Linked DNA regions of Homo sapiens: region 2 is linked to region 1. A link is a contact called in ENCODE Hi-C or POLR2A ChIA-PET data. All regions are on one chromosome and are shown on one strand. The core of a region is the stretch at or near the end of the contact, and the rest is flanking DNA. Distances in the headings are between cores, read along the strand shown. Region 1 has its middle 22 kb from the start of LAMC2. Region 2 overlaps NMNAT2 (nicotinamide nucleotide adenylyltransferase 2).

Region 1 (6,982 bases), core at 2,201-4,700:
GGAAACATTAGAAACACAGATAACCAAAAAAAAAAAAAAAAAAAATTGTTACCATCCCACACTCCCAGGGAACTTTAAAAGCAAACAATGTGTTCCGGAGGTGAAGTCTTCCCTCCAAGTGGTCTGAACTAGCTTTGACTTTTCCAGCAGGAAGTCATCATGGAAGATTTCATTTTTTAACCCCCTATATTTATGAAGTTACTGAATGGGCCTATTCCTTGACTAGCCTTTCTGAGAGTCTTTATTAAATTGTGAACTTTCTGACTGTTTAAAGAAATTTATGGAAAAGGGCAGGGTTTGAGAAGTTGCTATTTTTAATAACTTATTGTTATGTACATCTTTTAGAGTCTTATGTACATCTCTTTCAAACATGAAAGAGAACCTATTTCTCTTCATTTGGACTAGTACATCCAATTCCACCTCGTTTTGTAAATAAAAGGGAGCCAACTTTTCTGAAATGTAGGGTTGGGAAAGTATGCTCAGCTTCACAAATCCTCACTTAGGCACACCTGTGGGTTTACTAATGCTCATTATCGAAACCACTTGAAAATGCCCCAGTGCTGGTTTGTTTCCAAGACATCAGATGGGAACAACATTAGTTTTACAGCTAGAATTGACTATAGGATGGGATTCAGTATCATCCAGGTCCTGCGGTGATCGGAGTGTAGGATGTGGGCCAACGCTATAATTTTAACCAGGCCTTACTTCATAGAGTGGCACTTTTCCCCTGCTCCAAGCACCCACCTCCACATCTATTATTTCTTGATGGAGTCTACACAGTACAGCTGACATCATGGGTTGTAGTAAACTTGACCATTCTTAGACTAAGGATAATCCTGCTTAAAGAAAGTATGAGCCTCTGAATACCTGGAAGAGAAGTGAATGAGGGAGGGAAGTAGACCAATGACAAAGGTTAAAAGCACACTGGCTCTGGGGCCCAGGCTGTCTGAATTTGAATCCCAGCTCCATCCTTACAGGCAAGGGATCTTGGGCAAGGTCCTTAACTTCTCTAGGTCTCATCTTCTTCATGGATACAGTAATGCTAATAGAACCCTCCTATTCCATAGTGTTGGCTGCTGTGAAGGAGAAAGGCAATACATGGGCTACATATTACATAATACTATGTAAGTATTAGCCTTATCATTATGGGGGCAGGGCAGGGGAAGGGGGAAGCACATCCAGAACAGAGAAGCTGGGAGCTCTGAAACATACTTCTCTTCACAACATCGCCTGCTGCATGATCCATATTTACAGGGTTCCAACTACCCAGAACTGCGCAATTCATGATTAGACTTTCTGCATCAGGCTGACTCTGTGAAAGCAGGGGTGGCAGGTTGGGTGGGGTGGGTGGAGTGTTCTCTTTCAGTCAAGTAATTTTTTCCTTAAACAGGTTTTTTTTTTTTTTTTTTTTTTTTGCACAGCTATAAATTTACAGAAGATTGAGAATATAATGGAATTCCCATAAATGGCACATTCAGTTTCCCCTATTACTAGGGGAATTACTAGCATCCCACATTAGGAATTTGTTACCATTAACAAACCAATATTGGCACATTATTATTATTAAAGTTCATATTCTCGGCTGGTCATGGTGGCTCACACCTGTAATCCCAGCACTTTGGGAGGCTGAGGTGGATGGATCACGAGGTCAGGAGTTCAAGACCAGCCTGGCCAACATGGTGAAACCCTGTCTCTACTAAAAATACAAAAATTAGGTGGGCATGGTGGTACGCAACTGTAGTCCCAGCTACTCGGGAGGCTGAGGCAGATAATTGCTTGAACCCGGGAGGCAGAGGTTATGGTGAGCTAAGACTGTGCCACTGCACTCCAGCCTGGGCAACAGAGTGAGATTCCATCTCAAAAAAATAAATAAATAAATAAATAAAGTTCGTATTCTCTTCATATTTTCTTCAGTTTTTACCCAATGTCCTTTTTCTGTTCCGGGGTTCCATCCAGGATATCACGTTACACTTGGTTGTCACCTTAGACTCCTCGTGGCTGTGACAGTTTCTCAGACTGTCCGTGTTTTTTGACGGCCTTGATAGTTTGGAGGAGTAATGGGCAGGCGTTTTGTAGAACATCCTTCAGTTGAGGTTTGTCTGATGTTTTTCTCATGATTATAATAGAACAGGGTTACTAGTTTTGGTGAGGAAGACCACAGAGGCAAGTGCCATTTTCATTTCATTGTGTCAAGAGTACTTCCCACTGTTGGGGTTACTCTGGAGCCCCTGGGTGAAGTAGTTTGTAGTGTTGCCCATGGTAACATGACTCTCCCCGCCCTTTTCAATACTGTGCTCTGAGAGGAATTCGCTATGTGCTGCCCACACTTAAGGAGTGTGAGTTATCCTGCATCTCCTTGAGGGCAGAACATCTACATAAATTATTTGTAGTTCCTCTGTAAGGGAGATTTGTCTTTTCTCCTCAAGTAATTTTTCCCATCTAGTCTTTACTTGAATGAATTATTTTATTTTCACTGAACACCAACTAAAAAATAGTCTAAAGCCAATTCCCCCAAATTGATGGAATTTCCTGTAATTATTAGTATTTGGAGTGTTCTTAAGCCTGGGCATGGGGGAAATATGACAAAAACAAGGTTTCTAAAACCTGACTTAATCTTCTAGTTGAGTGTCACAGTGGGCAGATCCGGAATTAGTAATTCCTTGCTAACCCTATACGGAAAGGCCCGAAAATGAATAAGGACTTAAAAATAAAATGAGTGGGATGGTCAAAACCAATATAAATGAATTGCTGTGAGCCAAATGGAAAAGCATCCTTTGGCAAGTTTCAACCAGTTACCTCTGCATGCCCTGAGAATGTGCTTTTGGTGTTCCAGGCCACTGGGCGCCCTTTGTAGGCAGGCATCCTGCCCCTCCTCCAAAAGGAGGCAATCTCCTAAAACATGCCTCTCCTAAGACACAGATGTTCAGACTGTCCTAGAATTAACATGCTCTTAAAAATCATACACATACACACACCCTTTTATTATTATTATTATTATTATTTTTAGAATAAAAGCCATGTCTTAATTAGAATAATTTGCTGGGTAACCAAAAATCCACTTGAACTTTTCCTTGGAGAGACTCCTTCCTTGTAAAACTAAAAAGTATATGCTTTAGGGTTGCTCATTTGAAAGAAAATGGGAGAAGATTATTGTTGGATCAGCCTGTAGTTTTTATATCTGTTTGGTCAGATCAAAATTAGCCACCATTATCTTCACCCCATCAGTATATTTTTTTTCTCTGAAAGCAATTCAAACTTTGTTCCCAAAGCATGAACTTACAGACATAGGCTAGTGTTGTACATTTCTCCAAAGTTTGCCTCCAGAAGAAAAGACCTCTAATGTGCCAGCAGGTTCCTTGCACCCGCCCCCACCTTGGGTCAGGCACAGCCCAGTTGCAGCATTCCAAGGCTCTGACACATCTCCTTGGAAACCCACCCATTGCCTGGTATATAGCAACCTGCATTCCCCAGTGGTAGAGGCCTTGATTCCTGTCTTATCCTGTTCTTCTGTGCTTTCATACACATCTGAGGACAGGCCTTCATTTTGATCTATTATCTCAGGCCATTAAAATGAGCAGAAGGAAAAAAGTCCTTGAACAGCTCCAGTGTAATTGTGGTGAAGATTCTTAAAAAGAATTCTCATGGCCATTTCAGAGCCTCCTCAGTTTCCCCATTTCCTACAAATGCAGCAAATGGAGAACTGCCTTCATTACACAGAAAGTTCAGGGAAGAACATGTTGGTGTTGCAAGTGGTTTCTGGCCAACTATACCCCTGCTAACAGTATTTTTCTAAAGTATGGCACTTCATTTCCAGATTAGGCACACTCACACCTTCATTTAACAAATTAGGTGTCCTCAATGTGTCACCCACTATCTAAAGCATGATTATTATGATCTTTCTGGAAGATTTTGGATCTTGTTCATTCTTAACCATTATTTTTATTCAGCACTATAGTTAATACAGACAGTATAAGTCAAAGTTTTGCTCACCCTTTGCTCACTTGGAATTTTGGAAATCTTTGTTTATTTTTTTAAATGAGATTATTGATATGAGCTTATATTCTTGAGATATTTTTCTTTTAATTAACTCAATTGCTCAGCGGGGAGAGTGGTGGGTGGGATCCAGTCAATCTAAGGGCTTTGATTAATGTTTTATAGGTATGTAGTTTCCAAATTCTTTGCCTGCAGAGGTACACTAAAAGAATGCTAGTTTGCAGAATGCACATGGAACCACAAAAGGAAATACAGTAATCTGATATTTGGTTAGAGTAAATCAGATATCCCTATTTAAACCATTGGCTTTACAAAAATTACACAAGTGTACTTCATCAACCCCAAGCATGCACGCTAGTGTTCATGTGGGACTCAAACCCACCCTTTTGTATCAAGGAGTCTCATCAAGTGTCCATCATGTGTCTGTGTGCAGGATGCAAAGAGCCAGGACATCCATGAGTCACGATGTGTCATTCATGGCCTATGGGCTGACAAAGTGAATAAATATTTCGTTAGGCTTTATTTGAGAAATAAAACTTCAGGACAATGTACTGAAGTGGCTTCAACTGGGACAGGATTGAAAGAGAGAAAAGTGTGATTACTTAACCAAACAAATTATCTAGTAAAACACCTACTTCAGCTACTCACTACTGTGATCACATCTAGATGGTGCCATTTCAATCACGTGTACTTTTTCCACAACCTCAGTTTCAAGCACCCCGTCTCTAATCACCACCGTTGATTCTTGAAGCTCAGTCACTCGAGTGCCCAGACTTTAATAATATCTCAACCCTCTGGAGCCTACGATCCATTGAACCTGCCACCTTTGCACTTCTCCCACCTTCCTTTACCATCATAGCCCTCCTAACCCATTTTAAATTCCATGGTTAGTCATTAGAATCCATCCTTCACACACACCCACAACTTACTGCCTCACTTTGAATTCACGTTCATTAGCTTCAAGGGGTTCTTAATACTACCTGGCCATCAGATCCATTTCCCCAGTCCATTGGCTTTCCTGTTCTCCTCAAAGACCGTTTCACACTTTCCCTTTTTCTTCAAACCTTCCACTCTTCCTCCCCCATGTCACTCTGCTAATGATTTATTTCCTAAGACACACAAAAACCCAGAAGTACTCAGAAGAGAACTTCTACCACACACTTCTACAGCCACATCCCACAATTTGCCTACCTTCCCCATGATCACATATCCCATCTCAGGTCAACAGGAGGGCTCCTCCCTTGCCCTCATCAAGGACTGCACTCAGGGATTCTCTACCTGCATCGTTGGTTTTTTTCTTTCTTCTAGGATATTGCCCGCCTGCCTACAACATGCTGTTGGTTTTTCCTATCTCAAAAAAACAAAACGACTGCCTTGAACCCATGCTATACTTTAGCTTCTGCCCTATTTTTCTGCTCCCCTTTAGAGCAATACGAAAGAGTTGTCCATACTGACTCTCCCCAGTTTCTGTTCTCCTAGTCTCTCTTGAAACTGCTGCAATTAGGTTTCAAGAAACCTCTCCATGGCAATTAGGTTTTTGCCTCCATTATTCCAATGAAACTGCCTATACCTAGGTCTCCAGGGCCTTCCATGTTGTAAACTCAATGGCCAATTCTCAGCCATAATCTTCTTGGCTCTGACAGCATCATTTAACATAACTGATCATTTCTTTCTCCTTAAAACACTTTCTTTTCTTGGTTTCCAGGACATTGTGCTCATAAGGCTTTTCTCCATGAGGCATCTCCTTCTCAGTCTACTTTGCTGAATCCTTTTCTCTCCACCTCTTAACATAGAAGTGCCCCTTAAGGTAGAAGAAGCCACCAGAAGCTCAGGCCTTGAATCTCTTTTATGTCTACGCTCACTCCTTTGATTTTCCCACCTAGTTTCAAAGCTTTAAGCATATATGCTGATGACTTTCAAATTTATGTCTTCAGCCTGCTTGCACAGCTGTCCTGAACACTATGCTCATATATCTAACTGCATAATCGAAATCTCCATTTAGATGGGTAATTAATATCACCAATGTAATACATGCAGAGCTGAACTCCTGATGTTCTGTCCCCCTAGACCTCTTCTGCCTCAGTCTTCCATACCCTTGTTCAGTCCAAGAATCTTGAAGTCATTCTTGACTCTTTTCTTCCATAGAAAATCTTGCTGTCTTACTCTACCTTCAGATCATAATCAGAATTGGATCACTTCTCATCAACCTCCACTGTAATCACGTTGATTCCAGCCCCCCCTTGTCTTTTGCATGGATGATTGTCATTGCATCCCATCTCCTCGCCCTACTTTTGCCCTTGTCCCACTTTGGTCTACCTTAACACAACTGCCAGGAAACTCCTATTATAGTGTGACTCAGGTCATGTCATTCCTTGTTATAGAGGCATCCAGTGGCATTCTATCTCATTCTGAGTAAAAGCCAAAGTCTTTGGAATGGCCTCAAGAGCCAATACTATGTGTCCTGCCCCACCTCCCACCCCATGGGTCTCACTGTCCTCCTTCTCACACAGCCCCAGCCACGGGACCACTTCCACTGCAGGACCTTTTCCCTTGCTGGTGCCTCTGCCTGGAATGTGCTTTCTCTAGATATCTACATGGGTCCAGTCTTCAATTAAATGCCATTTTCTTAAAGAGGCTTTCTCTACCATCTTGTATAAATTTGTAAGCTCACCCTACCCCCAAACATGTTCTCTCTCCCTTCCCAGCTTTATTTTTCTTCATAGAACTTTCTCCCCTGGCTGGGCGCGGTGGCTCACTCCGGTAATCCCAGCATTTTGGGGGGCCAAGGTGGGCCGATCACGAGGTCAGGAGATCGAGACCATCCTGGCTAACACGGTGAAACCCCGTCTCTACTAAAAATACAAAAATTAGCCAGGCATGGTGGCGGGTTCCTGTAGTCCCAGCTACTCAGGAGGCTGAGGCAGGAGAATCACTTGAACCTGGGAGACAGAGGTTGCAGTCGGCTGGGATTGCGCCACTGCACTCCAGC
Region 2 (7,453 bases), core at 4,457-6,956, 110 kb before region 1:
TGATTCCTTTTGAAGAGGTGGTAAATACCATCCTGGAATCCCCTCAAAAAGAGAAAATTGGTCCAGAGGGGAGAAGTTCATGGCAAGAGGTCAGCAGGATCCTTGGCAATTGACTTGGCATTGAGGGAACCAGGAGGTTAAACTTACACCACTTAGGAGCTCAATGACACCTTTTGTTGCCAGATCTGACTGTGATGATCTCAAACCAGCTCACCCTTAAATTACTCACTCTTCACACATACGTTCGTTCTTATTCCTTCATTAATTCATTCATCTGGTAGCCTGAGCTAATGCTAGCTCCCAACCCCATAGCTCTATGCACATTGAATTCCCAAGGCAGCAATTCTAGATGTAGTGCTTTTTGATTAACTTGCTGTGTGACTCTGGACCTGCCTCAGTTTTTTTGTTTGTTTGTTTGTTTTTAATCTGTAAAATCTATAGAATGTTATCTACAGGATTCTGAGATTTTAAAGAAACGTTGTACTATACAATCTTTGCCCCCAAGTAATAGGTGGCATGACATACACATATGAAATATGTTCGTGTACATTTATGTGTCTCTGGACAGAGATCGAGGCAGGACAGAGGCAGGACAGGGGCAGGACAGGGTCAGGCTCAAGATTCAAGTTCTACTCCAACACAGCTCATGACAAAATATATATTCCTTTTTTTTTTTTTTTTTTTTTTTTGAGACGGAGTCACTCTGTCACCCAGGCTGGAGTGCAGTGGTGTGATCTCGGCTCACTGCAACCTCTGCCTTCCAGGTTCAAGAGTCACTGCAACCTCTGCCTCCCAGGTTCAAGCGATTCTTCTGCCTCAGCCTCCCAGGCACCTGGAATTACAGGCACCTGCCACCACGCCCAGCTAATTTTTGTATTTTTAGTAGAGACAGAATTTTGCCATGTTGACCAGGCTGGTCTCGAACCCCTGACCTCAGGTGATCTGCCTGCCTCAGCCTCCCAAAGTGCTGGGATTACAGGCGTGAGGCACTATTCTCTTCCAACAAAATATATTCTAAGCTTCAGTTTTTTCCATCCCTGAAATGAGCCTAATAATAGTACCTACGTCCCATGGGTTTGGAAGGCTTAAATGGTATTGTTTTGAAAGTGCCTAGCCCCAGCACCTGACATACAGTCACGCTCAGCAAAGATAATAAGTGAATTTACCTAAATACACACACAGATACACACAAAGCTATGTAAGGTGAAGGGCATAAATGCTAACATGCTGTAGGATAACCAAGATGGGAGGGAAAGTTTCCGGGAAGTAAGGTATACTGTGTGAAATATACAGTCCTCTCCACCCTGGAACCATTTCCTAGAGGTGAAATTTTAAACCTCCTTTCAGTTCTTAATTAAGTGGCTTAATTAGCTTTTGCTTTCCTGGCTAATTCACAAGGAGCTATGAAAGTCAAAAGTAATGCGGGCAAAGTTCTGTACAAGAGCTCATCAAAGCTCTTTCAAGAATCCAGGCAAATCTGGGCAATTGCCGGAGGCCCCATTTTATTGCGGAGGCCTGGGCCGTCCTGGAGGAATTTAGAGGGACGAGGTCAGCAGCTGTGGCACAGCCTGGAGTGCTGTGGAGGAGGAATCCCTGGGGGCTATTTACTAAGTGTGATGGGTGAGGAGCCTCCTCTCAAGGGCAGACCCAGGCTTCCTGGAGCGTGAAACTTACACAATTTGGGGCCTTGCTGCAGGCCAATCCCTCTCTTCTCCTCCCAGTTAGATTGCTGACTTAGATCACCGGTCCTCTAACTTCTCTCCAAAATGGCTGGTCTTGGTGTTGTCAGATACCAACATTATAGGACCAGGGAGAAGAGCCCCAGGTCTCTCCTTTTCTGATTGGTCCCTGGTGCTGAGACCAGGGTTGGTTGGTTAAGACAGAAAATCTGAGAAACTAGTAGCTGTTGATTTACCAGGGATGTGACAGCAGAGGTGGAGTGAACTCACTGGGTCAAATATGTTCCCACTTGACTACTTGGCAAGTCCCAGCCCCAACCCTCTTCCCTTTCTGGATTCCCCAGGGAGATCATAGAATTTCTGTCCCATCTGGGTGGTTGTGGAAAAAGGGGAGGGATTCTCCTATCCCATTTCCAATCCCCATCTGAGATGGATGACTTTGGAACATCCCCTGGAAGCCAGGGACGGGTGAGATAATGAACCAATAGCAAGATCAGGTGACCAACTAGTCCCCGTTTCTGCAAGACTTACCCGGTTTTAAAACTGAAATACTAGGCTGGGTGCGTATTACACCTGTAATCCCAGCACTTTGGGAGGCCGAGGCAGATGGATCACGAGGTCAGGAGATCAAGACCATCCTGGCTAACACGGTGAAACCCTGTCTCTACTAAAAATACAAAAAATTAGCTGGGCGTGGTGGCGGGCTCCTGTAGTCCCAGCTACTTGGGAGGCTGAGGCAGGAGAATTGCTTGAACCTGGGAGGCAGAGATTGCAGTGAGCTGAGATCACGCCATTGCACTCCAGCCTGGGTGACAGAGCAAGACTCTGTCTAAAAAATAAAATAAATAAAATACGGAAATGCTCATATCCTGGGATCTCCCTCAGTCCTGGGTTAGCCATCCTGGAGTCCCAGGACACCCATCCTAGCTATGCTCAGAGAGTACCACGTCCCAGGCCAGCAGGGACCCCACATCTAGTTTGCCCAGGGTGGTGAGAAATCCAGTCCCCTGCAGAGGCAGCAGAAGGATTTGGGTGAAGCAGACTCCCAAGCTTGCTTCAGAGGGCTTTCTAGAGCCTGGAGCAGACCTGCTTCCCCACCCTGCCAGCCAACTGCTCAGTCCCCTGCCTCAACCCACAGCTGATCTGCGAGGTCCTTAGAATCATTGAGTCTGAGACAGGGAAAAATTTCAAGAAGCTGTTTCCTCACATAATGAGTGTGAATCTCAGTCTATGACAGAGGTGTGCCGGAAATATCATGTTAATGTATTTAAATCAAATTAACATTCCACTCCAAATCCCTATCCCACAGGGTAATTTTAGTCTCAGCCATTATTAATTAGCAGACCTGAAAGGCTCTTGCACACCCCGAACATGAGGACAGGACTTCAATCTCAGTTCACCATGGTCACCACAGACATCTTCCCTGTCCAAGCCTTTGTGGTCCCTTGAAGTCAAAGGTGCCCTGCTCCACACCCACCTGGGGCAGGAACTCCTGGCTGAGTCTGGAGGCCTCGTGCTGGGCCCCATTGTGATCACCAGGCCCGTTCTCCTCTGAGGTTTTGCCCCTAGTGTGCTGCCCAGGAGAGAGGAGGAGTGGGCTCCACAGACCTCTAGCATCTTCCTATTGTAGGGAAAGTTGGTGGGAGGGCAGCAGAACCTGTTCTTTGTTCTTTCTATCCCCAAGTCATCTTCCCTATTTTCTCTCCCCGCTTCAGGACATCTAATGAAATGTCTTTTTTTTCTTTTTTTTTTTTTTAGAGACAAGGTCTCACTATGTTGCCCAGGCTGGTCTCGAACTCCTGAGCCCAAATGATCCTCCCACCTCCGCCTCCCAAAGTGCTAGGATTACAAACCTGAGCCACTGCACTAGGTTCAAAATTTCTTCAATGAGTTTAAAGGCATTGACTTCAGGCCAGGCGTGGTGACTCACGCCTGTAATCCCAGCACTTTGGGAGGCTGAGGCAGGTGGATCACCTGAGGTCAAGAGTTCGAGACCACCCTGGGCAACATGGTGAAACCCCATCTCTACTAAAAATACAAAAAATTAGCCGGGCATGGTGGCGGGCACCTGTAATCCCAGCTACTTGGGAGGCTAAGACAGGAGAATCGCTTGAACCCGGGAGGCAGAGATTGCAGTGAGCAGAGATCGTGCCATTGCACTCCAGCCTGGGTGACAGAGCAAGATTCTGTCTAAATAAATAAATAAATAACAAATAAATAAATAAAGTTATTGACTTCAGAGCATTCTGGTTTTGTCCTGCAAATTCCTCCTGTAAAAGATCTGGCTGTCTGCTAGAAATAGAGCTGGCCAGCCAGGCGCAGTGGCTCACACCTGTAATCCCAGTGCTTTGGGAGTCTGAAGTGGGTGGATCACTTGAGGTCAGGAGTTTGAGACAAGCCTGGCCAACATGGTAAAACCCCATCTCTACTAAAAGTACAAAAATCACCCAGGCGTGGTGGTGCATGCCTGTAATCCCAGCTACTCCGGTGGCTGAGGCAGGGGAATTGCATGAACCCAGGAGATAGAGGTTGCAGTGAGCCAAGATTGTGCCACTGCACTCTAGCCTGAGTGACAAGACTCCAAAAAGCAAAAAAGCAAGAAAGAAGGGAGGGAGGGAGGAAGGGAAGGAAGGAAGGAAGGAAGGAAGGAAGGAAGGAAGGAAGGAAGGAAGGAAGGAAGGGAGGGAGGGAGGGAGGGAAAAGAAAGGAAAGAAAGAGAGAAAGAGAGAGAGGAAGAAAGAAAGAAAGAGGAAGGAAGGAAGGGAGGGAAAAAAGAGAGAAAAAGAAAGAAAGAAAGAGAAAGAAAGAAAAATAGAGCTGGCAGAGGAGGGTGTAGGCAGCACAAAATTACTTAGCACCTCAGTGAATTAGTCCACTGCTCTTATTTGGGGAAGGTTGGATCTCAAGGTCTGGAAAAGGAACATCTTTCAGGAGTGGATACAGAATGAGCCCTGCTTATTGTACTAGCAAGTTCTACCATCTGGGGTTTGCCTGGAAACGCCCATTTTAGGAATTTCAGTTCCTAACCATGAGACTCCTGGAAGCGAGATATGTGAGACCTGCTTCTGTTTCAGGTTTCATTCGTTTGCCCATTCATTCATCCCTTTCTCAGAGCACATTTCTCTTTATTATCGGGTGCCCCGAGTGATACTTGTTGACCACAGACTTTGCTTGGAGACCATGAGGCCAAAACCCTGAAATCTGCTGTTAAAAGAATAACTTCAGCTGAATTACATTTAAAAGAGTTTAATTGAGCAATGAACAATTCACGAATCAGGCGGCATCCCATGCCAGAGTAGGCTCTCAGACTCCAGCGCAGCCATGTGGTAGAAGTTTTATGGACAGAAAAAGGAAGGTGATGTACAGAAAATGGAAGTGAAGTACAGAAACAGTCTTATTTGAACACAGTTCGAACAGCTGGCTACATTGATTGGCCAAAACTTGGTAATTGGCACAAATGTAAGCTAAAGCCTGTTTACACCTCCACTTGTTATAGTTCACCATGTACACAGAGAAATCTTTAGGCCGAACTTAAAATATGCAGGGAGGCAGCTTTAGGCTAAACTTGATTTAACACTGCCCATGACTGGGGACAGAAGGGCAGGAGGGAGATCAAAGCTTTTTCTAGGAAATGTCCTAGGCCCCGGCCCCGCACTCCAGCCTCTCATATCTTCTCCAAATATCTTCAGAAACAAGGCAGGAGGGATGCCACTGGTTCAAATGGGTCTGGGGAGAAAGCCTGAAGGGGCTGTGGAGCAGCCCGGCCTCCAGCCAGGCTGGAACCGGCTGAGACCGTCTGTTGGACAGCAGGACTGACAAGGCCTCCTCCAGCACCAACACACACTCTCTACTGAGTCAGTTTTGCTCTTTCTTTCACTTTGGATTCTTGAACCAAAGCTCTCCATCCAGAAATCTAATTATATGACTAATGGGATGACCCCATCCCCACCCCAAACACATCCCTTGTGGCATTTCCCATTAGGCACAAAGATCCATTAGCCCACAGCAAATTCTGACCCTCTCTGACCAGTGACACACCCTTCCCCTTACATTCCATGGAGAAAAAATTCCATACATAGTCATCGAGTTTCTCTCAAGTGTAATAGAACAGAGTGGCTGTATGGGAAATCAAGATCCAGACTTCTGGACCAGCCTCGGAGATCAGAACCCAGCTCCTGCCACCCCACTGCATTCCCGAGTTCTTTATTGGAGAACTAGTCTCTCCCAGGAGACCTGCTCCTTTGCTTTGCTGCATCCTGACACCAGCATCAATGCAGGCATCCAGGCATGGATCAGGGACTGTGGGAAGCCAAGGCCAGAGGCTACAGGGTCAACCATGGGCAGATTTGTGAAGCAGAAGGCATTTGCACTCACTCCTCTCCCCAAAACAAAACCCGTTGTGTAGGGATCCGATGCTGCCAGCTGCTTTGTCCATCACTGTGCCCAGCAGGCAAATTAATTCTGATTCAAGGCCAGGTGTGGTGGCTCATGCTTGCAATCCCAGCATTTTGGGAAGCTGAGGCAGGTGGATCACCTAAGGTCAGGAGTTCAAAACCAGCCTGGCCAACATGGTGAAACCCCATCTCTACTACAAATACAAAAATTACCTAGGCGTGGTGGCAGGCTCCTGTAATCCCAGCTACTCAGGAGGCTGAGGCAGGAGAATTGCTTGAACCCGGGAGGTGCAGGTTGCAGGGAGCCGAGAGAGCGCCACTGCACTCCAACCTGGGTGACAAGAGTGAAACACCATCTCAAAAAAAAAAGAAAAAAATAATTCTGATTCAAGCATTCCTTTCTTCAATCAATCTTTCAACAAATGCTTATTAAGTGCCCAGGATAAACGTAGCATGTATTTATCCTTGAGGCACTTGCAGTCTAAAAGTATCTTACTTTTCATTATAATATTTCTTTATACTATATTAACTATAACATGTGAAAAGTTTAGAAGAGTTCCTGAACCTAGTAAACATTCCATAAATGTTGGCCGTTATTCACTTATTTTAAAATATTTATTGAGCACCCAGCCATGTGAGAAAACAAAGTAGACAAAGTACCTGACCGTGCACTTTGCTTTCTGTGGGAGGGGGTGGCCCTTGAGCTGGGCTTTGAATTGTGAGCAGGACTGGGTTAAGTAGGTGGAAAGAGAAGAGCTTTTTAAGGAGGGAAGAGGATATAAAAGATTCGGTGGGGGGAACAAGACCTTTGGGGAGATGGTTCTGGTTGGTTGAAATAGGTGGATCCTGGTATTTATTTGGGAAGGTATTAACTTTTGAGCAAGCAGCAAAATCATTAAGTTTAATGATTACATGTATTAGCTGCTCTCAAGAGTATTTGCATTTCAAATGAGCAAGAGTCAATATTTAACCCAAAAGAGTAAAAACTTGGGGATGGAACATCAGCCACCAGAGATGGCCACTGAGGGAATTGTTTTATCTTTTTTTCTTTTTGCGCTCCTCAAAGCCCAGCATTCCACAGGCTGGTTCTAATTGGCTGTATCCTACATTTTTCCAGCCAACCAGCCGTGGGCTAACTGCTTCCTACATCCATCAGCTATGGGAAAACAACCAAAGAAAATAAACAGAGGAAGAGCCTCGGGCATTAGCCACTCCAGAAGAAATCCCAGGGCCCCAGGATAAATGGAACAAAGACAAACTTTGGCTATTCAGGCTCAGATGGTTTTTATCAGACAGTCCAGCTCCAGCCAGGAAGCCTGATGGACTCTTGCACCCCAGGGATTAGGCCCCCACACTGATACGACTGATACCAAACGATAC

The links. Hi-C counts contacts between places; a loop is a spot of excess contacts on that map. ChIA-PET counts read pairs that join two places held with the same protein, here RNA polymerase II (POLR2A). Pooled maps may share reads with other maps.
Region 2: a loop to region 1 is called in a map of PC-9, with 6 times the contacts of the local background. The contact joins two enhancer-like sites. A Hi-C loop is called at or near these places in 1 of 168 maps with a recorded cell type or tissue (PC-9) and 4 of 50 pooled maps. POLR2A ChIA-PET finds 5 or more read pairs at or near these places in 4 of 52 experiments (AG04450, BJ, MCF 10A and 1 more).

Annotation. Positions count from the first base shown.
Region 1 is chr1:183,160,984-183,167,965 of GRCh38, reverse strand. No RefSeq gene overlaps it. Among named protein-coding and RNA genes, the nearest start is that of LAMC2, 22 kb to the left of the region's middle. Within about 2 kb of position 3,450, at least 6 of the 41 ENCODE cell types and tissues checked have a DNase peak (open chromatin) inside an H3K27ac peak, as active enhancers do; they include PC-9, where a contact is called at or near this core.
Region 2 is chr1:183,270,749-183,278,201 of GRCh38, reverse strand. All of the region lies in intron 8 of NMNAT2 (nicotinamide nucleotide adenylyltransferase 2), which reads left to right. Among named protein-coding and RNA genes, the nearest start is that of LAMC2, 88 kb to the right of the region's middle. Within about 2 kb of position 5,706, at least 3 of the 41 ENCODE cell types and tissues checked have a DNase peak (open chromatin) inside an H3K27ac peak, as active enhancers do; they include PC-9, where a contact is called at or near this core.